Linked DNA regions of Homo sapiens: region 2 is linked to region 1. Evidence: chromatin contacts called from ENCODE Hi-C data. All regions are on one chromosome and are shown on one strand. The core of a region is the stretch at or near the end of the contact, and the rest is flanking DNA. Distances in the headings are between cores, read along the strand shown. Region 1 overlaps SPEN (spen family transcriptional repressor). Region 2 overlaps ARHGEF19 (Rho guanine nucleotide exchange factor 19).

Region 1 (6,499 bases), core at 3,499-5,998:
CTGGGCTACGCTTAAGCATTACAAAGGCCTACCATTTTCTCCTGAAGGATGATATGCTGGTTTATTAGGGAGGTTTTTGTTTCTAGCTAGGATATCCAGTACTGCAGCCACTAGTCACATGTGGCTATTGAGCACTTGAAATGTGGCTATTCAGTGCACCAGTACTGATCAATGCTATAACACGGATGAACTGCAAAAACATATTAAGTGAAAGAAACCAGTCACAAAAGACCGCAATATGGTATGATTTTCCTTCTATTAAATGGCCAGAATAGGCTATAGAGATAGATTAGCAGTTGCCTTGGGCTGGGGGAGAAAAAGAATGGAGAGCAACTGCTAACGGGTATGAGGTTTCTTTTCGGGGTCATGAAAATGCACTAGTTTCATTATGGTGATGGTTGCAAAATGCTGTAAATGTATTAAAAAGCATTAACTGTCCACTTAAATGGGTGAATTTTACAGTGGAAGTTGCAGTGAGCAGAGATTGCACTCCAGCCTGGGAAGCAGAGCAAGACCCAGTCTTAAAAAAAAAAAAAAAAAAAAAACCTGAGTCAAAATCTAAAAATATCAACCAGGCCGGGCACGGTGGCTCATGCCTATAATCCCAGCACTTTGGGAGGTCGGGGTGGGCGGATCATAAGGTCAAGAGTTCGAGACCAGCCTGGCCAACATGGTGAAACTCAGTCTCTACTAAGAATACAAAAATTAGCTGGGTGTGGTGGTGCGTGCCTGTAATCCCAGCTACTCGGGAGGCTGAGGCAGGAAAATCGCTTGAACCCGGGAGGCAGAGGTTGCAGTGAGCCTAGATCACATGAAAAATAAAAATAAAAATGTCAACCTGATGTTATTGAACTGTATATAATGTGTTCCCACCTATTTGTAAGAAAATGTTTTACTGCCCTCATCTTAGCATATATTTCTAATCTACATCTCTCTTCCATACCAAATGAAAGTTTTTAGAGGATGAGTGAAATTCTTAGAAACGAACTCTGCAAAGACATTTTTAAAGCTATTTCACTTACTGTTTTGTCTACCTGGACATAGGAAGTTTATTTATAGTACAAAGTGGATTTGGAAAGATGTTCTATAGGCCGGGTGCGGTGGCTCATGCCTGTAATCCCAGCACTTTGGGAGGCCGAGGCGGGTGGATCACCTGAGGTTGGGAGTTCGAGACCAGCCTGGCCAGCATGGTGAAACCCCAACTCTACTGAAAAATACAGAAATTAGCTGGGCATGGTGGCAGGCACGTGTAATCCCAGCTACTTGGGAAACTGAGGCAGAAGAATCACTTGAACCCGGGAGATGGAGATTGTAGTGAGCCAAGATGGCGCCATTGCTCTTCAGCCTGGGCAACAGAGTGAGACTCCATCTCAAATAATGGGGAAAAAAAAAAGGTGTTCTATAGAGATATCATAATTTCTAGCACCAGTAAACTCCAGTAGCATATAACTTAATGAATAACTAATAAGTAAGTAAATGACCAGAGAGTGCTCTTTCCATTTTCTCACACAGGAATGGACAGCAAGACTACCCTTTGAAGCCAATTCAGTTTGTACTCTAAGACACAGATTGATAGAGGGGTGCTTGTATAAAGAATAAAACCTCAGCTAATTCTGAACTCCAGGAAATGCTAATGTTGGCCAGGCACGGTGGCTCATGCCTGTAATCCCAGCACTTTGGGAGGTTGAGGTGGGCAGATCACTGGAGGTCAGGAGTTTGACACCGGTCTGACCAACATGGTGAAACCCCATCTCTACTAAAAATACTAAAATTAGTTGGGCGTGGTGGCACATGCCTGCAATCCCAGCTACTCAGGAGGCTGAGGCAGGAGAACTGCTTGAACCTGGGAGGCGGAGGTTGCAGCAAGGCGAAATCAAGCCATTGCACTCCAGCCTGCGTGATAAAAGCAAAAAACCCCGTCTCAAAAAAAAAAAAAAAAGAAAAGAAAAGAAAGAAAGAAAATGCTAATGTTTATTTTAAAATGAGAATTCCTACATTTTCCTTAATTTCTGGACACGCATGATTCCTTGTTTGGGGCAAGGTAAATTTGTGCCTTGGCTTCTAAGAATGACCATAGAGAACTTCCAAGTACAAACACCCCAAAAGAGATATAAGGAAAGAACAAGATCACCTAAACTGCAATGAGTAAAGTTTTACCATAAGTAAAAATGATTGGCCGGGCGCAGTGGTTCATGCCTGTAATCCCAGCACTTTGGGAGGCCGAGGCAGGTGGATCACCTAAGGTCAGGAGTTCAAGACCAGCCAACCAACATGGCAAAACCCTGTCTCTACTAAAAATACAAAATTAGCTGGGCATGGTGGCGCATGTCTGTAATCCAGCTATTCCGAAGACTGAGGCAGGAGAATCACTTGAACCCAGAAGGTGGAGGTCGCGGTGAGCCGAGATCGCGCCATTGTACTCCAGCCTGGGCAGCAAGAGCAAAACACTGTCTCAAAAAAAAAAAGAGTTTACATACTTTGGCTGGGTGTGGTAGCTCATGCCTATAATCCCAGCACTTTGGGAGGCAAAGCTGGGCGGATCACCTGAGGTCAGGAGTTCGAGACCAGCCTGACCAATATGGCGAAACCCTGTCTCTACTAAAAATACAAAAATTAGCCAGGCGTGGTGACGTGTGCCTGTAATCCCAGCTACTAGGGAGGCTAAGGCAGGAGAACCACTTGAACCTGGGAGGTGGAGGCTGCAGTGAACCGAGATCATGCTACTGCACTTCCGCCTGGGCAACAGAGCAAGACTCTTGCCTCAAAAAAAATAATAAAATTAAAAAAAAAAAAGAGTTTACATAGTTTGCTTCCAAGTCAAACAAATACAATTTGACATGGCAGTTTTTATTTTTAAATTTGTTGTTTTCAGGAGGCTGAGACAAGAGAATCGCTTGAACCCAGGAGGTGGAGGTTGCAGTGAGCTGAGACAGCACCACTGCACTCCAGCCTGGGTGACAGAGTGAGACCCCGTCTCAAAAAAAAAGACAAATAAATAAAATAAAATAAAATTTGTTATTTAAAACTTTAATCTGCGTAATTACTTGTTATTATTTTTAATTTTGGGGTTTTTATTGAGACGGAGTGTCCCTCGGTCACCCAAGCTGGAGTGCAGTGGTGCAATCTTGGCTCACTGCAACCTCTGCCTCCAGGGCTCAAGCGATTCTCCTGCCTCCGCCTCCCGAGCAGCTGGGATTATAGGCGTCCACCATACCACCATGCCCAGTTAATTTTTGTATTTTTTTCGTAGAGACTGGTTTCACCATGTTGGCCAGGTTGGTCTCGAACTCCTGACCTCAAGTGATCCACCCGCCTCAGCCTCCCAAACTGCTGGGATTACAGGTGTGAGCCACCGTACCTGAAGGACTTGTTTTTTTTTTTTTAAGAGATGAGGTCTTGCTATGTCTCAAACACCAGGCCTCCCACATCAACTTCCAGAGAAGCTACAGGAACATACCATCAGACCAGGCTTGACTTTCTGATTTTTAGCAACATTAAAAATTTTTTTCGGCCAGGCACAGTGGCTCACGCCTGTAATCCCAGCACTTTGGGAGGCTGAGGCAGGCAGATCATGAGGTCAGGAGATCAAGACCAGAAGATCGAGACCATCCTGGCTAACATGGTGAAACCCAGTCTCTACTAAAAATACAAAAAATTAGCTGGGCGTGGTGGCGGGCGCTTGTGGTCCCAAGCTACTCGGGAGACTGAGGCAGGACAATGGCGTGAACCCGGGAGGCGGAGCTTGCAGTGAGCTGAGATCGTGCCACTGCACTCCAGCCTGGGTGACAGAGCAAGACTCCGTCTCAAAAAAAAAAAAAAAAAAAAAATTCAGGCCAGGCACAGCTCACACCTGTAATCCCAGCACTTTGGGAGGCAAAGGCAAGCGGATAGCTTGAGCCTAGGAGTTCAAGACCAGCCTGGACAACACAGTGAGACTCCATCTCTACAAAAAATACAAAAATTAGCCCAGCGTGGTGGTGTGTGGCTGTAATCCCAGCTACTTGGGAGGCTCAGGTGCAATGATAGCTTGAGCCCAGGAAGTCAAGGCTGCAAATGTGCAAATTACCACTGCACTCCAGCCTGGGCGACAGAGCAAGAACCTATCTCAAAAATCAACCAATCAATCATCCAGAGTAAATTAAAACCCACAAGACATCATGTCATGTCACAACTTTGCCACCAAAACCTATTTTAATTCCTTCCACCTAAGAAACCAAAATAAAAAACCTCAGTACAACCTAATTGGTAAGAATGAGAAGGGGTGAGAGGGACAGTTCTTTATTTCAAATGGACTAACCTAACTAAAAGCAACGCTCCTGGGGACTTTGGTAATAAACTCCTTGTCACCAAATGCTGACCATGTTGTGATGTGGCCAAGCACTGGCAGTGCAGAAGCAGTTTTACAGAAGCCGTAGCTTCTAAAAGGTAGAAGACTAAAAGTTACCATTAAAGCAAGGGTTAATAACAGAAAGATGTATTAAAAATAGAGTTTGTACCAGCTTGCAGTCGGGCGTTCACCCTGGCTAGATCTGAAATCCTCCTCTCCAGGAACACTAAGGCACAGCCGTCCTGCCCCTCCCACCGCCTGGCCCAGTCACCACGCAGCAGCCGGGTCCCTGCGCCCCGCCCCTGGACTGAGGGCTGTGGAGAAACTCTGGCAAAACAAGGAAGCCTCCGGGAGGTGGCAAGCAGCCAACTCAAACTGGATGGTTCCAGTTTAGGCTGGTTCGAGTCACAAACAACAGTTCCTATTTTCCCCCACAATATTCAGACGCAGGGGCTGCCCAGATGAGCGCTTCTCATCTGCTTCCAGAGCTAAGGCTACCTGGTTCTCATTCCTCTGCAGTCGAGCATCCTAACTAAAAGCAAGGTTCCCACTTCAGCAATATGGGTCAGCCCAGTACTTGTTTCCAAAATGGAATGCCTATTCTGTACAAGACCCTGCAGCTGACAACACCTACACATCTAAAACAAAAACAAAAAAACAAAACTTTACTAAAATGCTGTATTTGACCAAAAAAGGAAATCCAGAAAGGAAACAGACCTATTTACAGGTATCCATTATGAGAGCTATGCCTACCAGAACAATTAAGTAAGTACTCTTCCATTTCCATATTTAGCACAAAAAAGGCTTGGTTGGCTAATATGACCCCCTAAAACAGAAGGTTGTGTGTTGCTTATTGCACAATAACAAACGATGCAAGCAATACAGGAGCCAAAAAAAATAATGTGTTTCCAAACTGTGGGCTCTTCAGTGACCTCTGCAGTTTGTCTGCCACTGATGGGAAAAAAAGGGTTTTTTTGGTGTATTTCTTGTCCAAAGCACACACTGCTGAACATTTATTCCATGCTGCTAAACAGTACCAAAATAGCATTAAGCAGGGAACAAGCAAATGCTTATTCTTTTGTAAAGTATTTAAGAGAGCCGCTCAAAATGAGGCACGACCTAATGTTTCTCAAGTATTACAGACACTAATATGCCTGCTGTTCTTTTTCTTCCCTAACCCTTCCAAGTAGGTAACTTTTTAAAGAATTTAGATACACATATTTTAAGGAAAGAGCATACTTAATCATACACAGTCAATAAAACCATTAATTGGCTCTTACAGGAGTCCATCACAAAGAATAATTATAAACGTCAAGATAGAAACTCCACGTACACTTCCTCTTGTATGCTTAAAAAGAAACTTCATGTAACAGTTGGAAAGGTCCAAAGCAATGAATATGTTTTAATCATAACACTAATTTTCAGCAAGAAATTCTCCCTTTTGAAACCTCTAGACGATCTAAAAAAGTAATAACGAAGCAGAACAAACTAATTAAAATCAAAGAATGGGCTGGGCGTGGTGGCTCATGCCTGGGCAACAGAGCGAGACTCCATCTCAAAAAAAAAATAAAGAATCACAAAGCTACAAAACAAAATTATATCTACCACTGAATCCAGAAATTATTTGCCTATTCATTATTATAGGTAACTTTGGATAATAAATCAGACAAATTTGTTTCTATGATCATCACCGAAAAATGATCACTAATTATTAATTTGTTTAATACTTTAAAACACTGACTTTTAGGCCAGGCTCAGTGGCTCATGCCTGAAATCCCAGCACTTTGGGAGGCGGAGGCAGGTGGATCACTTGAGGCCAGGAATTTGAAACTAGCCTGGGTGGTCAACATGGCGAAAACCCATCTTTATTAAAAAATACAAAAATTAGCTGGTGGCACAACCTGTAATCCACCTACTAGGGAGGCTAAGGCAGGAGAATCGCTTGAACCTGGGAGGCAGAGGTTGCAGTCAGTTTAGATTGCACCACTGCACTCTAGCCCGGTGACGAAGTAAGACTCTGCCTTTAAAAAAAAAAAAGAAAGAAAAAGAAAAACAAAAGGAAAAGGAAAAGGAAAGGAATTGACTTTTACTTCATATATATTTTAAAACTGCTGCTATGTCTGGCAGTTCCCAGCACATGCCACGTATCATAAGAAACTGTACAGCCAGGTA
Region 2 (7,104 bases), core at 2,984-5,483, 320 kb before region 1:
TCCCTCCCTGTCTCCAATAGTGACTGACACTGTCACTGTTCAGGCCAAGGCTTTCCCTCTAAGTGCACTATGTATTTCAGCCGTGGAGCAGTTAACTATCACCTCCTCCAGGAAGTCTTCCTGGAATACCCAGGTTGAGTTGAGCCGAGCACCCTCCTCTGATGGTTCCTCTGGCTTGGCTCTTGCCAACCTGGATTGTAACTGTTTTCATTTTTGGCTCTCCCACTAGACTGGCAGCCCACGGGCATGAAATGTTTGTCCATCTGTCTCCCTGGGTTTTCTGGGCTTCATCTGTGTCTCTGAGGATCTGGTTGGCCTGAAATTGTCAGTGTCTCTGTCTCCATCTCTGGGTCCCTGAATGTCTCAGCATCTGTGGTTTTTCTGTTTTTGAACGTCTTGGGGTCTTGGTTTCTCAGTTACTGGCTAAGTGGTCTCTGTTTCTCTGGGTCTCTCTCAGTCTTCATTTCCTGGCTCTCCTGGTCCTGCCAGGCTGGGCACTGCCCCTTTGGCCTGAGGGGGCCTCTGGGGGGTCCTGGCTGCCCGGCCTGCCCACAGCGAGGCCAGGCTAGGGTAGGCCCCCGCCCAGCCCGCTGCCTGCTCCCTCCCTCCCTCCCTGCTTGCCTCACCACAGGGTTTGATGAATCAAACTCTTTGTCTGGGTGGGATCTCCCCCAGCCAGCTGGGCAGAGAGAGGGCTTCCCCTGCCGGAACAGCCAAACAGCATCAGCAGCGGGCCTGGGCCCAGAGAGGTGAGGGGCTGCAGGAGGGAGGCTGGCAGAGGGCCACAGGGCAAGAGCTGTGGGGGCTTGGGCCTCTCAGATCATCAGGCCTGCCCCGATCGGAGGGCTGGCTCCCCAGGGATAACTTCCTGCCCAGAAAGGACCCATCCAGCCTGGCCCACCCAGGGGCTGGAAGCTGGGGTGGGGGACAGCCCCTCTTTCACTCCAAGCCGGGGGTGCTGGGGCACCTCTTTGAACTTCGAGAAGGCCCCTGCCTGATCTGGGTGGTGGCCCGCCTGCCAGTCCATGACCCTCCCAGCCAACTTGGCATGGGTGTGGGCACCACTCAGCACTGAAGGCCGCAACTCTGGGCAAGGGTCGGGGAGATGGGGGGAGAAACATCAGAGCAAGGACCTGTGGGCTGGTGTGTGTCTGTGTGCATGTGAAGGGAACAGGAGGGTGAGAAATCTTGGGTGCCTGTGTAAATATCGGACGGGTCAGCGTGTTTGTGAGGAGTTGTCTGTGAATGTATGCGGTTGTGTAAAAATGTGTGTGTCTGTGACTGTGTGAGCCTGAGTTTGAAATGTCTGTATCTATGAAAGTGTACATGTCATTCTATACTTGGGAGAAAATGTAGTGTGGATGTATATGTTGGGAAATGGATTTGTGTGACAATGTATGTATTTGCATGTCTGGTGACATGTCAGTGTGTTTTAGAGAAGTACAAGGTGGTTAAAATCATCGATTTCAAAGCTAGAACGGCCAGGTTAGAATCCTGGCTCCACCATTTACCAAATAACCTCTCTGTGCCTCAGTTTCCTCACCTATAAAATGGGGATAATAAGAGCATCAACTCACAGCGTTGTTGTGAGGATTAAATGAGATAGTATGTGTAAAGTACTTGGCCTATCATTCAGGCAATGCCAAGCAAGTATCAGCTATTTCTATATAATTAGACATGTGAGTGTGTTTGTGGAGATGTGTGTACACAAGTGTACACAGGGGTTTGTCCAGGCCTCCAGGGGTGGTGGCTTACTGGCCAGCCCCACTGTCCTCTGTCTAGGTCTGATATCTTCTCTTCTGCAGGGCCAGGTGGGTGGCAGAGCAAAAGAGGAATGGACTGTGGGCCACCTGCTACCCTCCAGCCCCACCTGACTGGGCCACCTGGCACTGCCCACCACCCTGTAGCAGTGTGCCAGCAGGAGAGTCTGTCCTTTGCAGAGCTGCCCGCCCTGAAGCCCCCGAGCCCAGTGTGTCTGGACCTTTTCCCTGTTGCCCCAGAGGAGCTTCGGGCTCCTGGCAGCCGCTGGTCCCTGGGGACCCCTGCCCCTCTCCAAGGGTTGCTATGGCCATTATCCCCAGGAGGCTCAGATACAGAGATCACCAGCGGGGGGATGCGGCCCAGCAGGGCTGGCAGCTGGCCACACTGTCCTGGTGCCCAGCCCCCAGCTCTGGAGGGACCCTGGAGTCCCCGACACACACAGCCACAGCGCCGGGCCAGCCACGGCTCGGAGAAGAAGTCTGCCTGTGAGTCACCCTGGGGAAGGCGGGTGTGGGTGCCATGGCAGGGGGATAGGGGAGGGGCTGGGCAGCTCCTTAACCTTTATGTCCCAAGGTTCCCCCAAAAGTCAGGACAAGTGGTAGATTAGTGATAAGGAAACTAGTGGGGCTCAGGGAAGGCAAGTGACTTGTCCAAGGTTATGCAGTGAGTGAGTCACCATTCTGGGCAGCCTGATCCCTCTGTCTACTGCAGCCAGGCCCTGTGCTCTCCTTACCCCTCTCGTGGACCCCAGGGCTCTGGGGACCAGATGCTAGCAGAAACACAGGCCCTTCCCTTGGGCATGGTGCCTGAACCTCCCCAGGTGCTCAGGGCCAGGGGCAGCAGCAGGGAGGAGGTTGGGGGAGACCCCAGCCCGTGCTCTCACTCCTTGCCCCCAACCCTAGGGCGCAAGATGCGGGTGTACCAGCGTGAAGAGGTCCCCGGCTGCCCCGAGGCCCACGCTGTCTTCCTAGAGCCTGGCCAGGTAGTGCAAGAGCAGGCCCTGAGCACAGAGGAGCCCAGGGTGGAGTTGTCTGGGTCCACCCGAGTGAGCCTCGAAGGTCCTGAGCGGAGGCGCTTCTCGGCATCGGAGCTGATGACCCGGCTGCACTCTTCTCTGCGCCTGGGGCGGAATTCAGCAGCCCGGGCACTCATCTCTGGGTCAGGCACCGGAGCAGCCCGGGAAGGTACCAGCTCCTCCCATGGGCCCTGAGGGCAGCCAGATGCCGGGTGGGGGTGGGGGTGGGCGATGCCCACTCACCGGCCGCCTGAGGCCGTCAGGGTGCCTGGGCCGGGGCCCAGGCCCCAGGCCCACTCTCTGGACCCCCCACCCTCAGTTCTCGCCCTCTCCAGGGAAAGCATCTGGAATGGAGGCTCGAAGTGTAGAGATGAGCGGGGACCGGGTGTCGCGGCCAGCCCCTGGTGACTCACGAGAGGGCGATTGGTCCGAGCCCAGGTACCACCTCCCGTTTGGGCTTGGGTCCGAGACAGGGTGCAGGCGAACTAGGGCCGTGACGCTCTCTCTTTCCTAGGCTAGACACACAGGAAGAGCCGCCTTTGGGGTCCAGGAGCACCAACGAGCGGCGCCAGTCTCGATTCCTCCTTAACTGTACGTGGGAGGGGGGTCCCTGGGAGGAGGTAACGGAGGAAGGGGCTGCGGTGTGGAAACGGGGAAAAGAGGGTTTGGAGAGTTGAGAGGTAGGGATCGAGTGAGAAACGGAGAATGGAACTGTCGGTATCTAGCACTCAGTAGGTGCTCAATTTGTTTATGGAATGAATGAATGAATGAATGAATTCACTGTGTCCAGATATCCGAACCGCGGCAAAGGTTAAGTGACGCGGGCTCTTGAGGGAACCGAGGAAAAGCCGGGCAGGGGCTGGCGGGCGCCCCACGCTCTCCCCCGCCCGTCTTTCCCCCAGCCGTCCTCTATCAGGAATACAGCGACGTGGCCAGCGCCCGCGAACTGCGGCGGCAGCAGCGCGAGGAGGAGGGCCCGGGGGACGAGGCCGAGGGCGCAGAGGAGGGGCCGGGGCCGCCGCGGGCCAACCTCTCCCCCAGCAGCTCCTTCCGGGCGCAGCGCTCGGCGCGAGGCTCCACCTTCTCGCTGTGGCAGGATATCCCCGACGTACGCGGCAGCGGCGTCCTGGCCACGCTGAGCCTGCGGGACTGCAAGCTGCAGGAGGTGGGCGCGCGCGGGGACCCGGCGGGGCGGGGGCGGGCCGGGGAGTACGCGGTCCGGGGACTTAGCGGGAACCGGGCCATAGAGGGAGGGGGACACACAAAGGGGGTTGCTGGCGCGACTGTCCGCGCGGAAGGTTGGCTCTAGGACCTGACTACACGAGGCCGTCTGGAAGCGAGGACAGCAAGCCGCTGAGCGAGAGGCGAGGGGAGCCGGGCTTGGGTGCGGGTAGGGGGCGGAGCCAGCGGGACGAAACCTAGGATAGGACAGGGCCGGATGAGGAGCGGAACCATTGGAAGAGCAAACGCCTGGTGGGCGCGGAACAAGGCGGGGCCAGGATCAGGGGCGGGACCTGGGGGGTGGGCGGGGCTCTGGGAAGAACGCGTCGGGGCGGGGCTTAGGAGAGGGGCGGGATCGAGGACAGGAAAGGCTTGCACAATTTCCCGCGGCGGGACGTGGGTCGCCGGGCCCGCCCGGCGCCAGATTAGGAGTGGGGCTAGAGAAGGGGCGAGGACGCGAGGTGTGGCGTCCTGGGGTCTGGGGATGTGAGGCCAGGGCCTCCGAGGTGAACTGGTCCTGCCCTTTCGACCCCGTGTGTGCCCTCCCTCAGGCCAAGTTTGAGCTGATCACCTCCGAGGCCTCCTACATCCACAGCCTGTCGGTGGCTGTGGGCCACTTCTTAGGCTCTGCCGAGCTGAGCGAGTGTCTGGGGGCGCAGGACAAGCAGTGGCTGTTTTCCAAACTGCCCGAGGTCAAGAGCACCAGCGAGAGGTGAAGAAGTGGTCTGGCCTGGCCCGGGGTGGGGACGGAGCCAGTGGTTGGCCAGCTCCCAGATCTGGGGTCTCCATCCTGGCTCTGACTCCTCAGGTTCCTGCAGGACCTGGAGCAGCGGCTGGAGGCAGATGTGCTGCGCTTCAGCGTGTGCGACGTGGTGCTGGACCACTGCCCGGCCTTCCGCAGAGTCTACCTGCCCTATGTCACCAACCAGGCCTACCAGGAGCGCACCTACCAGCGCCTGCTGTAGGGCTGGGGGCTCTGAAAGGGGCGGGGGCGTGGAGGGAGTCTCAGGCAGGTGTAGGCACTGAGGGCTGGGTGACGTAAGGTGACTCTGGGAGGGGAGGGGTCCCTGAAAAGGTCTCTGTGACCAGGATAAGGTGAGATGCAACCCCAAAGGGCAGTAAGGATGTGCTGAGAAGCCCCCTGAGGACCCCGTGGATGGCCAGGGTTGTGGATCCCAGGAATTCAGGCCTACCTGTGATTCCAGAGTCCTCCCCATTTTCCAGCCTGGAGAACCCCAGGTTCCCTGGCATCCTGGCTCGCCTGGAGGAGTCTCCTGTGTGCCAGCGTCTGCCCCTTACCTCCTTCCTTATCCTGCCCTTCCAGAGGATCACCCGCCTCAAGATGTTGGTGGAGGTACCTCGAGGGGACAGGCCACAGTGAGGGCTGGGCGAGGGAGATACACCTGTGGGCGGGCCGGGTCTCGGGAGTATGAGGACTGCCTCATTGTGCTGATCCCACCTTCCAGAACATCCTGAAGCGGACAGCACAGGGCTCTGAAGACGAAGACATGGCCACCAAGGCCTTCAATGCGCTCAAGGAGGTGAGCTGGGCAGGGCAGGGGCTGCTTGGCTCCTGAGGCCCCCCCTGGACCCCCAGCACGTCTCTAAAACAGCCCCCAGCTGTCAGAGTCTCCGGTCCCCAGGCAAGAGTCTGAGGCTGGGCTCTGGGAGCCGGAGCTGAGGGGCTGCAGGTGACCTCCCCACGGCTCCCCCAGCTGGTGCAGGAGTGCAATGCTAGTGTACAGTCCATGAAGAGGACAGAGGAACTCATCCACCTGAGCAAGAAGATCCACTTTGAGGGCAAGGTGTGTGTCTGCAGCCAGCGGGATGGGGACCCCAAGGGGCAGCTCTTGTTTCTTCCTTGCCCTGGGGGCTTCAGGCCAGTTAATCGCTGCCCACACCCTCCCATCTACCATCTTGTGCTCTCTGCCTGGTGCCCCTGGGCCTGACCCATCCTTCTCCATCCCTCTAGATTTTCCCGCTGATCTCTCAGGCCCGCTGGCTGGTTCGGCATGGAGAGTTGGTAGAGCTGGCACCACTGCCTGCAGCACCCCCTGCCAAGCTGAAGCTGTCCAGCAAGGCAGTCTACCTCCACCTCTTCAATGACTGCTTGCTGCTCTCTCGGCGGAAGGAGTGAGTCGGGGCAGTCAGGGGTGGGTAGGTAAAGTGGAGCCAGGCTCTCTTCCTCCCCACCACTGGGCTTATGACCAGTCCATCCCTGGGCCTGGGAGTCCCTGCCTGTGCCAGGGTATGCTGCCAGGGCACCCTGAGATTTGGAGGCTCCTGAAGCAAAGGCAGAGATGTGAGACAAGTCCATGTTCCAGAAGGGAGAATCAAGGGCTAGACTGTATGCCGAGGACTTGGAGATGCTGTGAGCTTCAGCCAGTAAGAGCAGAGACTAAGAGCATAGCCCTAGAGTCCCAACTCTGCCCTGAGTCACAGCTATGCCAGAAGCCAACATTTACTCAGTACCTACTCTGTGCAAGGCATGCTACGTGGATTATTCCCTTTAATCCTCCAAATACCTCCCTGGGAAATAGGCTTCTCTGTTACTCTCAGATCATGGAGCTAGTAGGTGGGGGAGCCAGGAGGATGCCAGCTCTGTCTGATGGCAGCACCATGCCTGACTCACAGTGAACACTTGTTCAGTATTAGCTGGGATTGTTAGGAAGAGTGAGGTAGAAGACTACCTGGATAAGGTGAATGGGATAAAGGATGGACATGTGGGCTGGGCACGGTGGCTCACACCTGTAATCCCAGCACTTTGGGAGGCCAAGGTAGGAGGATCACTTGAGTCTAGGAGTTCAAGACTAGCCTGGGCAACATAGTGAGACCCCATCTCTTAAAACAAAAAAGGATGGACATGTTATGCTATAAGAAGAATTCATTCCTGATTTGTTTGTTCATTTAGTAAACAGTCACTGAATCTCTGTTCTGTAGCAGGCCAGTGCTAGGGACATAAATATGAATGAGACTTGTTTTCTGCTCACAGAAGCTCTCAGACAGTGAAAATACATTCTGACAACCATATCATCAGGGTTTTGATATAAGGGTGTACTGCGGTATTTCCTGGTGTGGAGTGAGAATCAATAAAGCTTCATAGAGGA

The links. A loop is a pair of places that touch in the nucleus more often than their neighbours do. Pooled maps may share reads with other maps.
Region 2: a pooled map shows a loop between it and region 1 (2.8-fold over the local background). The contact joins two enhancer-like sites. A Hi-C loop is called at or near these places in 2 of 50 pooled maps.

What each region holds. Positions count from the first base shown.
Region 1 is chr1:15,884,605-15,891,103 of GRCh38, reverse strand. The region is part of intron 3 of SPEN (spen family transcriptional repressor); the gene reads right to left. Among named protein-coding and RNA genes, the nearest start is that of SPEN-AS1, 40 kb to the right of the region's middle. Within about 2 kb of position 4,748, at least 38 of the 41 ENCODE cell types and tissues checked have a DNase peak (open chromatin) inside an H3K27ac peak, as active enhancers do.
Region 2 is chr1:16,203,785-16,210,888 of GRCh38, reverse strand. It overlaps ARHGEF19 (Rho guanine nucleotide exchange factor 19), which reads left to right. Exons shown (of 16, transcript NM_153213.5): 2 at 1,806-2,246; 3 at 2,664-2,945; 4 at 3,112-3,214; 5 at 3,291-3,367; 6 at 3,679-3,941; 7 at 4,549-4,709; 8 at 4,806-4,958; 9 at 5,222-5,351; 10 at 5,464-5,538; 11 at 5,713-5,802; 12 at 5,970-6,130. The coding sequence starts at 1,835. Among named protein-coding and RNA genes, the nearest start is that of ARHGEF19, 5.3 kb to the left of the region's middle. RefSeq lists enhancers at 1,651-2,623, 2,624-3,597 and silencers at 3,644-4,093, 4,294-4,363. Within about 2 kb of position 4,233, at least 39 of the 41 ENCODE cell types and tissues checked have a DNase peak (open chromatin) inside an H3K27ac peak, as active enhancers do.